Regions from separate parts of the Homo sapiens genome. Here region 1 is linked to region 2. The links are chromatin contacts, found by Hi-C or POLR2A ChIA-PET in ENCODE. All regions are on one chromosome and are shown on one strand. Each heading gives the region's core, a stretch centred on a gene start or an enhancer-like site at or near the end of the contact. The rest is flanking DNA. Distances are from core to core; before and after follow the strand shown. Region 1 overlaps ACP6 (acid phosphatase 6, lysophosphatidic). Region 2 overlaps BCL9 (BCL9 transcription coactivator).

Region 1 (5,899 bases), core at 1-2,500, 62 kb before region 2:
TTTTCTCAGCTCTGTCTGGACTCATGAGGTCCTGGGGGCAGAATCAGTCTGTGTCCCCTGAATGCTGAGTGCCCTCTAGGTGCTTAAATGTTGTTCACTTTTCACAGGGAAAGTCTTCAGATGGCAGTAGGCCCATTCCTCCACATCCTAGAGAGCAACCTGCTGAAAGCCATGGACTCTGCCACTGCCCCCGACAAGATCAGGTACCTGGCACAGCAACTCTGCTTTGTGCAGCTAAGGGCCGTGGGAACTTCTGGCTGTAGGGAGGGAACCCAAATCTTAGTGAGGCAAGAACCAGGCTGTCAGTGACCGAAGGTAGATGTTTAACAGGCCTCAAGTGTCAAAGAGGTTCACAATCTTTTAACCTTTCTTCCTGCTGCACCCCTCCTACCATGTTTTGAAAATTTTATTTTTGCTTTCTCTCTCTCTTTTTTTTATTAATTGAAGATATGTCAAACAGTAGCCAATTATGATGTCACACTGATTTGATATGATAATAGTCCAAAACAAAGATAAATTGCTTAATGGATTGTGTAGTTTGAACCACTTTCATTGAGTGTAAAGAAGGTATGATATCCATAAGGCATTTAAAAATATTGGAAGTGGCCAGGTGCAGTGGCTCACGCCTGTAATCCCAGCACTTTGGGAGGCCAAGGTGAGTGGATCACGAGGTCAGGAGATTGAAAACATCCTGGCCAACATGGTGAAACCCTGCTCTACTAAAAATACAAAAATTATCCGGGCATGGTGGCACGCACCTTTAGTCTCAGCTACTCGGGAGGTTGAGTCAGGAGAGTTGCTTGAACCCAGGAGGCGGAGGTTGCAGTTAGCCAAGATCACACCACTGTACTCCAGCCTGGTGACAGAGCCAGGCTCTGTCTCAAAAAAAAAAAATGTTGGAAGTAGCTCATGAGCCTCCATTGCCACTTTTGGAGCCTTGAATCCAAGGTTGGGACTACGGCTGTGGAATATTATGTGTCCTAGGCACTTGCTAAGTGCGTTCTGCAGGAAAACAGCTTCACCGTTGCCCAAGAACTCATCAGGTTCTCAGGCTCCAGCCTGATCTACTAAATCAGCATCTGCAGTTTAACAAGATCCCCAGGTGATTGATAGTCACCTGAATTTTGGAGAAGCACTGTTGTGGTATCACAGCTAGAAACTCATGATGGCGTAAGAGGAATAGGAGACAGTGAGTTGAAACAGGAACTTTGGGCCAAGATTTGTAATAGCAAATCTTGTGAATACCATTTCCTGTCCTTCACAGTACCTGCAATGACAGTACATTTTTTCTGGCTTTTGCCACCTTGCCACCTTCTGCCTTGGATCTTTAGAACACCACAGGATCCAATGCTAGTCTTCTAGGATGGGGGTCCATAAATAAAATCCTTGGTCTTTCCTAAGAGATGGATACTGGTGTCAGGCAGATGTAGATTAAAATGGCATTCTTATTACAGATTAAAGCCATTTGGAGAATGTGCTGAGGGCCAAATGGGCTTGTGAATATTATTTTGAAATAAACTTAATACCCCAAAACTTCAAGCTTCCCCAACAAGGAGCCCTACTAAACTCATCCCATGGCTGAGAGTAGGAAGGGCATTCATGTAGGCTGGCAGGACCCAAAGAGAGAAGAGAGGTAGGGTCTAAGCCACACACGCTCAGTTTCTTCTTTGAAACTCACCAGGGAGGAGTGAGTAGGTGGCAAGGAGGAGGCCAGGAGAATTTCTCTGGCGGGGACCCTCCTCATGAAGACACGGGGAGTGGGAACAAGGGTTCTTCCCACGATCTACTGCAAAGGACTTTTATACCAGGCTCAGCTGATTTCTAGATGTCACCTAGTTTCTGAGGCAAGTGTGTCTTACGTAAAGGAGGCAGGCCACATCCTGACCTTCAGAGTCCTGAGGCAGAGAATTGTGGAGAGCTGTTTCCTCTTGCAGAAAGCTGTATCTCTATGCGGCTCATGATGTGACCTTCATACCGCTCTTAATGACCCTGGGGATTTTTGACCACAAATGGCCACCGTTTGCTGTTGACCTGACCATGGAACTTTACCAGCACCTGGAATCTAAGGAGTGGTTTGTGCAGCTCTATTACCACGGGAAGGTAATACCCCTGAGGTGGGGTTGGGTGGTGGTGAGGCACCCTCCTGCAAAACCCACCTACCTGAGTTAGCACCAAGTCTCCCTCCTCAGGCCCAGTGGAGTCTCTCTTGGCACAGTCAGCTCTCTGAATCCTATAGGGCAACTCCTGGCTATGGCCCAGGGGTCAGGCAGAACTTGACAGATGGTGGCAGGATGGGGCTTGAGCCTTATCCCAGTTCTGTTACAGACTCCTAGGAACAGGGTCCCCCTCCTCTTCTCCTGAGCGTCCCTGTCAGGATGTCGCCTCCTGGCTGTGAGACCTGTTTTGGAGATTGTTGGTGGTATCTTTGGGAGGTGATGTGTGCTGCTGTTAGCACCCGTGGTGTTGGCTGCTTCATCAGGGCTGGGGTCCAGGGCAGAGGCCAGAGCACGCCCCAGGGATGAGCCTGTTGGTTCTCCCAGCTCGGGGATGTAACTCGACTCTTTCTTCCCAGTCAATTCAACACTTTTTGAGTGACTTTTACAAGCAGAGCATAGTGCTTTTATTCTGGAAGCTCACCGGGTAGTGGGGCCTTCCTGTCTGTAATATGTATGCACATGTATACCACATGGATCAGAGCCTCTCAGATCTCTGGGCTTAGCTGGAAATAGCAGAAGGACAGGTTCCTCGGCGGACCTGCTGAGTTATGTTTCTTCTGCAGGAGCAGGTGCCGAGAGGTTGCCCTGATGGGCTCTGCCCGCTGGACATGTTCTTGAATGCCATGTCAGTTTATACCTTAAGCCCAGAAAAATACCACGCACTCTGCTCTCAAACTCAGGTGATGGAAGTTGGAAATGAAGAGTAACTGATTTATAAAAGCAGGATGTGTTGATTTTAAAATAAAGTGCCTTTATACAATGCCTCCTGCTTTGTGTGTTTGGGAAGAGGAGAGAGCAAGGGGTAATGTACTTTAATATAATGTAAGGATATTTCCTTTCTGTGGGTTTACTAAGATTTCTTCCTGAACGGAAAAGGGGTATAATATTGAGACCAAAAGGATATTTCTCTATTTTGTGAGTTGGTTTCTAAGGTTAGAAGCATCTTTGTGTGACACGGGCTGGGGACATCATGACCCTGTAGAATTGTGTCGGTTTTGGACTTTAGTTCTTTTCTCCTATATTAATTTCACATGTATTGAGCTACCTACTAAGTAGTGATCATTATAAAGGTGAAAACACTCTGCCCTCAAGTTGTTGCAGTCCAGTGGGAGAGGCAGCCGAGTAAATCAGTGATACAGTGCTGTATGTTTTATGCTGTAATAGGTATTTGAGGGGCTATTTGGGTATAGAGAAGAAACTTCCTGCTCACATGGCAGGGGATGTGGGGAACAGTCAAGGAAGGCTTCTGAAAAAGTCCTGGCCTGATCTGAGTAGAGAAAGGTGGGTAGGAGTTAACCAGGAAAGCAAGGATGAAAGCGTGTTGCGTTTAGATAAAGGATAGGCTTCAAGGTCAGGGAACGTTGCTGGGTGGTGAGATGGAACCCTGATGTGGAGGCTCAGCAGGAAGAAGCAGGAAGGACACTGGGCCCCTGGTGGTTTTAGTTCCAGAAACAAATGTGGGCCCCAGGGCTCTGCAATGGTAAGGCTGGAACTACTCAACATAAGAGCTCCACCTTTAACTGTGCCCCCTAAGAGTACCTGATGATCCCCCTATCTCCTTGTCAATGTTGCTGTTCTTCTCCAGAATCTATTTCAACCCTTCTCTGATTTCAAACCACCAGTCCCTTTACCTCTCAGAGAAAACAGCAACCACAAAAGCCTCTCCACTTCCTACTATCTTAATATTGACAACTTCCAGATCAGGGAGCTGAGATATCTCAAGCTCAGGTTTCTCTTCTGAGCTTCAGACACTTTTATCCACTTGGATTTCACTGGCACAAAACTTTCCATGTTAGAATCAAACCCCCCTCCTCCCAGACCTGCTTCTCCCACACACTTCCCTATCTGAATGAAAGACACCTCCACTCTCCACCCAGTTGCCAAATCAGAAATCTGTCTTTGTTTTCTTTGTCTCACATTTTCCTATGTCTAATCAGTTAAGTTTTATCAATACTACCTGTTTATTTCTTTAATCTATTCACATATCTTTATCCTCAATCTTCAGCATCCCCTTCCCATCCTCAGTCTGCTGGTTACTGTATTTCCTATTTTACTAAGAATCTAAAAGAGATCAGAAGAAAACTTCCACATCCCCCAACACCCAACCACCAAATCTGCTAACCCAGTTGCATTGGTGCTTTTATAGCCTTCCTTCCTCCCTCTTACTAAGAATGAACCAACACTATTCCTATCAAAGCCCAACCCTCTAGCTTTACATTGACTCCTAGTGTCTTTTTTCTGGATTGTCAATTTTTTTCCTGACCAATTATTCTATTAGCAATACAAATATGCTGTAAAATCTCTTAAACTTTTTTCTCTGCATCTTTGAACTGCTGTTCTCTTTTCCTTCTCCCCTTCATAGCAGAACTCCTCAAAAGAGTTGCTACCTCTAATTCTTCCCTTCCAGTTCTCTCATGAACCAGCTACAATTAAGTATTCACCCCCACCACTCCATGGAAACTGCTCTTGTCAAAATCATCAATAGCCTTTGTGTGGTGAATCCAATAGCCAGTTTTCATTCTTCTTACTAAGCTTCTCATCAGTATTCCTAGACTATTTCCTTCACTGGCTTCGACAAATGCTTTCTTGGTTTTCCTCCAATTTCTCGACTTTGTTCCTGCTGAATCTACCTTTTTCTAATCCGTAAGTGTTGGGGTGTCCCAGGGCTTACTCCTTGGACCTTTTTTCCACCTTTTCCCCTACACTCACCCACTAGGTGATCTCAAGAATTTCCAGTTTGAGGCCGGGCGCGGTGGCTCACGCCTGTAATCCCAGCACTTTGGGAGGCCAAGGCAGGCAGATCACCTGAGGCCAGGAGTTCGAGACCAGCCTGGCCAACATGGCAAAACCCTGTCTCCACTAAACCTGCCTCTACTAAAAATACAAAAATTATTATATTTTTATAAAATTATTATAATTTTATAAAATTATTATATTTATGGAGTACAATGTGATGTAATCCCAGCTACTCGGAAGGCTGTATGTGTCTATTTATGGAGTACAATGTGCCTGTAATCCCAGCTACTTGGGAGGCTGAGGCAGGAGAATCACTTCAACCTAGGAGGCAGAGGTTGTGCTGAGCCAAGATCGTGCCATTGCACTCCAGCCTGGGCAACAAGAGAGAAATAACATCTCAAAAAAAAAAAAAGAATTTCCAGTTTTAAATATTTACACAATGTCTCCTAAATTTATACCTTCAACCTAGACCTTTCCCTGTGAATCCCAGTCTCATTTCCAACAGTCTAATCAATGTCTCTATTTGGATGTTTAAGATATACAATAGGTATCAAACTTCCCATTGTCCACAATAAACTCTCAATTTCCGTGCCTTTTCAAACTTACTCCTTCCACAGGCTTTCCCATCTAGGTAAATGACACCACCATTCACCCTGTTGCTTTGGCCAAGAACTTTAGAACTGCCCTTGACTCCCCTCTTTTTCTCATATCCTACCTCTACTACATCAGTAACTCCTGTTGTATCTCTCTTCAAACTATATCCAGAATTGACCATGTCCCAATACTTCCATTGCTACTGTCTTAGTCCCAGTGTCATCTTTTACCTGGATTATTGTAAAGGCCTCGTAACTAGTCTTCCTGTTTCTGCCCTTCCCTTCTCTGCCCATCTATTCTCAACACAGTGTTGCTTTTAAAACAAAGTAAGATCGTGCCACTCTTCTGCTCTA
Region 2 (5,325 bases), core at 1,687-4,186:
GTAAGTTTGGTTTCTAGCCATAAAATTGGTGGAAAGCAGGGGCAGTGTGGTCAGAAGTGAGATGAATTCAAAAATGACACTAGGCAGGATGTGCTGGTGGCTCATTCTGGTAATCTTAGCACTTTGGGAGGCTGAGGCAAGAGGATGGCTTGAGCCCAGGAGTTAGAGACCAGCTTGGGCAAGATGGCAACACCTCGTTTCTATAAAAATAAAATAAAAAATGACACTGGTCTACAGTGAGCTACCACTACACATCAGCTAGGAATGCCTATAATAAAAAAGAAAGACAATGGCAAGTGTTGGTGAGAATGGAGAGAAACTAACACTTTCATGCATTGCTGGTGGGAATGTAAAATGCTGTAGTCACCTTCAAAAACAGTTTAGCAGTTTGTTAAAAAGTTCAATGTAAGTTTACCATGTGACTCAGAACTTCTACTTCTAGGTGTCTATCTAAGAGAAATAAAAATGTATGTCTACACAAAGAATTGTATGTGAATGTTCATAGCAGTATTATTCCTAATAGCCAAAAAGTGGAATCAATCTGAATGTCCATCAACTGAAGAATGGTTAAATAAAACGTGGTCTATCCCTACAATGAAATATTATTCAGCAATAGGAAATGAACTGCTAACACACACTACAACATGGATGTACCTCAAAACCCCTTTGCTAAGCAGAAGAAGCCTGAAAGAAGCCAGATGCAAAAGACTACATATTGCATGATTTCATTTACATGAAATGTCCTGAAAACGTAAATCTATAGAGACAGAAAGCAGATTAGTTGGGGTGGGAATGGGGATCGACTGCAAATAGTATAGGGATCTTTTTGGGGTAAAGTAAATGTTTTAAAAGTGGATTTTAGTGTTGGTTGCACAACACTGTCAATTTACAAGAAATCAATAGATCATACACTTAAAATGGGTAAATTTTATGGTTTGTAAATTATACCTCAATAAAGCTGTGTTTTGGAAAAGTGAAGCTGATTTGTAGAAGACAAAAGAGGTCGAGTTTTAGAATTATGGGTGACTGAACACCAAAACGGAGATGTCTTGCCAGGTGAGAGGACAGGCTGGAGGTGCAGAGGTGAGAGCTGAAGCCAGGAAAATGAATGAGCTCACCAAAGGAAAACATATGCAAGAGAAAAGGAAGATGTCAAGGGTAAAGCTTTCAGTGTCACTACCATTAGGGACAGGGATGATGGTTTGCCTGGGCTAATATGGTGCTCACCCTGGTAACAACATGTCCAGCTAATATTAAAATTCACTGATATCCTCCAAGCATGCATCCACTGAGAGCAGAGGTATAAGCCCCAAGGCATGGCAAACAGTAGGGTAAATCTGCCTGGAGGAAAATTGCCTCTAAATGACTAAAATACACAAAGATAACTGGGAAAGGATTGAATATGTTCCCTGTATTTTGGGTTTAAAAAGAGAACTGCACAAACACTTTAACCTAAATTAGAAATCACATCAGCATTAGGGAGTGCAGGGTCTCAAAAGCAATATTTCACTTAGTCACTAACTACCAAGATGGATATGATGCTGGACCACCCCTAGAATCACGCTCTTTGGTCCCAATATTGACTTCTGAATTTAGAAAGAGCCAGCAGAGACTCTCAGGTAAATTCTGCAACTGCTTTCCCACCTCTGAATTTGGGACAAATCCTCCTCTTCCTCCTGGCCTCGCCCCACCCCGCCCCATGGATAGCACTTCTGGGAGGGGGTGCTCCCAGGCTAGGAAACTAGCGAGCCTCTCTTTCTCCCATAGTCTGACATCTTGATGCCTTGGCTGATGGAGGGAGAACCCAAACAATCCTTTTTGTTTCACCTTATTTCATATTTCTGTAAATGAAGTAAGTGTATACTGTCGTTTTTTGTTAAATAAAGGGTAAAAAATAAGAATCTGAGAGTTTAAGGTCAAAGTAGTGGAGAGTAGGAAAGGAAGCCTAGGATCCAAAATGGCACTGGCTTCAAGACCACCCACATCATATTGAGGGTTCAGCCAAGTCAGGCCTCTTAACCCTGGGTCCGCAACGGAAACTAGGGCTAGAACTTGGATGCAGAAAAAAAATACATCTTTGCTTCCACTAACTTCTAGTTGAAAATTATCATTTCCTTCAATTATGGATCCAGGCAACAGATCAAGGTGGTATGAGCAGCTCATGACTTTTTAACCAGCAGAATCACAGATATCCCAAATACCGCTTATAGTCATCACTATGACATTACAATAATTATAAGACCTGCCAGTAGACTTTTTAATTAACGTTCTAATAAAGAAGCACATATTACTATATCACAAACTTGACGTTTTTAATATTTAGATCATTATATTTCATTATAACCTATTTTTGTAAACCTACGTAATTTATTTTATGTGTCTTAAATCATTATTCTGTTCATAGGCTTCACGAGACTGCTCATGGGGGCCCATGACACAGAAAAGTTGAAATACCCCTGGGCTGGAGGAACTCTTCCCTAATCCCCATCAAACACCACACACACACACACACACACACACACACACACACACACAGGCCTCACTACAAGGCCTGAAATCCCACCATTAGAGAACATTTCCTTTGGGTTTTTAAGATTCCCATTAAAATGCAAATGCCCCCTAAGGAGAAGAACTTCTCTGAGTGTTATTAGTTAACCCCTTAAATGAGGTTGTTTAGCAGCTAGCTGGGCACAACATCCTACAACTCAATTAAACAAACGTTTATTGACCTCCTGCCATGGTTAAGGAGCCAGACTTGGGAATAGGGAGCAAAATCCCACGAGGTTTCTCCCCTCAAGGGGGCTTGCAATCTAGTACGGTGAGTAAAACAAGTACAAAAAAGACAGGAAGAGAAATGCAACGGCAGAGGTGCAAAGAGCAAAGCCTGTTCCGGGGGAGGGGCGGCTGGGAAGCAAGAGATTCATTCATGCGTGCATTCTAGAAGGACTGACTGCCTGTGGACTCCGGGCTAGGTCCTCAGAACACAGCCTGAGCCAAGTTCACTGCCTAGTGTTCAAATTAAACAGATAAACCACAAGTAAGCTACTGTCGTTGGGTTCTCTCGGGCGTATAAAGTCTGGAGAAGCACAGGGGAGGGAGTGACTTAGCGGCTATGGGGGCGGGGAAGAGTCTAGAAAGACTGTCGTTGTGATGAATGTGGCACGGAGTAAGTGACATATGAGCCGGGTCTAGCAGGGTAAGTTTAGGAGAGACGGGGTTGGGTGGGGAGAGAGGAGATATGTATATACATATATAGAGAGAGAGAGAAAGAGAGAGAAAACGAACCACATTCCTGGAGGAGGTATGTGTAAAGGGCCTATGCTGAGAACCATTTCGGTGTGGTGGGCTTAGGGATAGCGGAGGAACCAGGCAGGAAGGCAGGAGATGGGCCTGGAATTGTAAAACAGAGCATCTTAAATTTAAGGCTAAGGAGTTTGCATCTTATCCATTTGGAACAATCAGAAAATGCTTCACGAAGGAGATATTTGAGCTGGGCCTTAAAGCATGAGAAAAATTTCTACAGGTGGAGAGGGGGCTGAGAGCGTTTCAGGGTAAAAGAACAGCATAGCCGGGCACAGGGGCTGAAGACTACGGGCTTGGGAAAAGCCTGCGAGAGCAGTGTGTGGTCCATAGGGTCCCGAGCACTGGGATCACATGGAGGCCTATTAAGGGCGGGTCCCCTGGCCCCGGAGCAGACCCGCCAAATCAGAATTGCTCACGGCAGGCGCCTGCTAGCCAAGCTCTTGATGCGCAGTAAAGTTGTTCAGTGGCTTAGTAGGCGAGAAGGCCAAAAAGGAAGGTGACCTCTGAGTGCAGGATAAGAATCTGCACTTAAATGGGAAGGCTCCTGAGAACGGACCCAGTGGGAGAGTGGTATTTATCAGAGCCTTACTTCAGGAAGGTTTACCAGACAGAAGAACTTAGGATGGAAAGTGTGGGGACCCAGTTAAACGGCTATTACAGTAGTCCAGGTAGGGGGTAATGAGGACTGAATTTTGGTAGTGGGAGGGGGAAGAATAGGGAAGGGACAGATGTAAGACATTTGGGTGGCAGAATCTACATGGCTCCCTGGGCAACTGAAGTGGGTGGAAAGGCTGAGTCACACATGACTTTAGGGAGCTAAGCTGGGCTGTGGGGAAAACGGCAGAGCTTTTAAAAGAAAAGCAGAGTTAATAAGGTGAGTTTAGGAAGGTGATCAGTTGAGAGATAAAGTGCCAAGCACAGAGAGGCCAATAATAGTGATGATTTTTATTTTGCATCCCACTGTAGTTAGTGGGATACAGGATGGAGCACAGGTGGTACTCGTGGGCTGAGAGCAGGCAGAGCAAGGGCTGAATTTATCACCATTTTGTTGAGGATCCCCTAACAAAGTGGCAGGAGCTCTGAGCTATAAACCCAGGCAAGTCCCTTCTCCTCTTAGGAGCTTCTGTTTCCTCCTTGGAAAAGCAGGTGATAATAAAACTTATCACCCACTCATCCCTTGGGAGTGCTGCGAAGAGCAACCAATATAAATACATAAAAACGCTTAAAGCACTCAGCAAGAACAAAGTGTGCTAGAAATGCTAAACAATAATAAATTCAGCCACCCCCAGTTCACCATAATAATAAACAAGGTGTCTTTTTTAAAAGCAGGTGTAGTTAACCGGTACTAACTTTGAGGTTGTCTTATATAGCCTCTAACAACAGGTAATTAAATCTGAACTCGATTTTCAAGAGTACTCTCATCAGAGGGTCTCAGAATGACCCTAATACCTCCATGAAACCGAGGCCTGGACTACATAGCAATTAATTAACATGAAAATTACTTTATCATCCCCTCCCCATCGTTAGCATCTTGTGTGACTAATATCAGCATCCATACTACAGGCAATCCCCACAATCCCCCCAAGCTGTACTCTTTGTCACATGTCACACCCCTGAGGTCCGTCTCTTGGCAGAATGGTGCCATATAAAATATTCAGATCCTAGGTAGGTTGTGTGCAACCTACATGGAAAAGAAGGCTGTCAGAAAAACAGAAGGCAAAAAACTGCATTTCTAAAATGACAAAGATTATAAATCCAGTTTTAAAGGAACACATCTCTAATTATATGTTCCATGCATAGCAAATCTCTTTTAATAAATCCCACCACAATCTCCGCTCCCCTAAAGAGCAGACCTGATAGGTAATAACTCCCCTCCTCTGTGGTAAAATCCAATTTTCACACCTGGTAAATGAAATAACTCCACTATGAACCAAGGTTGGGTTGGGGTGAGCCATTAACAGAAGGTTAGGGGCTGTGCATCATGTAACAGCTCTTCTGGGAGCCCCTTCCAGAGATTTGCTC

What was found. Hi-C counts contacts between places; a loop is a spot of excess contacts on that map. ChIA-PET counts read pairs that join two places held with the same protein, here RNA polymerase II (POLR2A). Pooled maps may share reads with other maps.
Region 1: a map of heart right ventricle shows a loop between it and region 2 (7-fold over the local background). The contact joins two enhancer-like sites. A Hi-C loop is called at or near these places in 4 of 168 maps with a recorded cell type or tissue (MCF 10A, Panc1, adrenal gland and 1 more), 3 of 37 single-sample maps with no recorded cell type and 3 of 50 pooled maps. POLR2A ChIA-PET finds 5 or more read pairs at or near these places in 4 of 52 experiments (BJ, CD4-positive, alpha-beta T cell, H1 and 1 more).

What each region holds. Positions count from the first base shown.
Region 1 is chr1:147,644,447-147,650,345 of GRCh38, reverse strand. ACP6 (acid phosphatase 6, lysophosphatidic) reads left to right here. Exons shown (of 10, transcript NM_016361.5): 8 at 108-203; 9 at 1,935-2,100; 10 at 2,780-5,899. The coding sequence ends at 2,923. Among named protein-coding and RNA genes, the nearest start is that of ACP6, 23 kb to the left of the region's middle. Within about 2 kb of position 1,250, at least 3 of the 41 ENCODE cell types and tissues checked have a DNase peak (open chromatin) inside an H3K27ac peak, as active enhancers do.
Region 2 is chr1:147,584,967-147,590,291 of GRCh38, reverse strand. The region is part of intron 1 of BCL9 (BCL9 transcription coactivator); the gene reads right to left. Among named protein-coding and RNA genes, the nearest start is that of BCL9, 46 kb to the right of the region's middle. Within about 2 kb of position 2,936, at least 4 of the 41 ENCODE cell types and tissues checked have a DNase peak (open chromatin) inside an H3K27ac peak, as active enhancers do.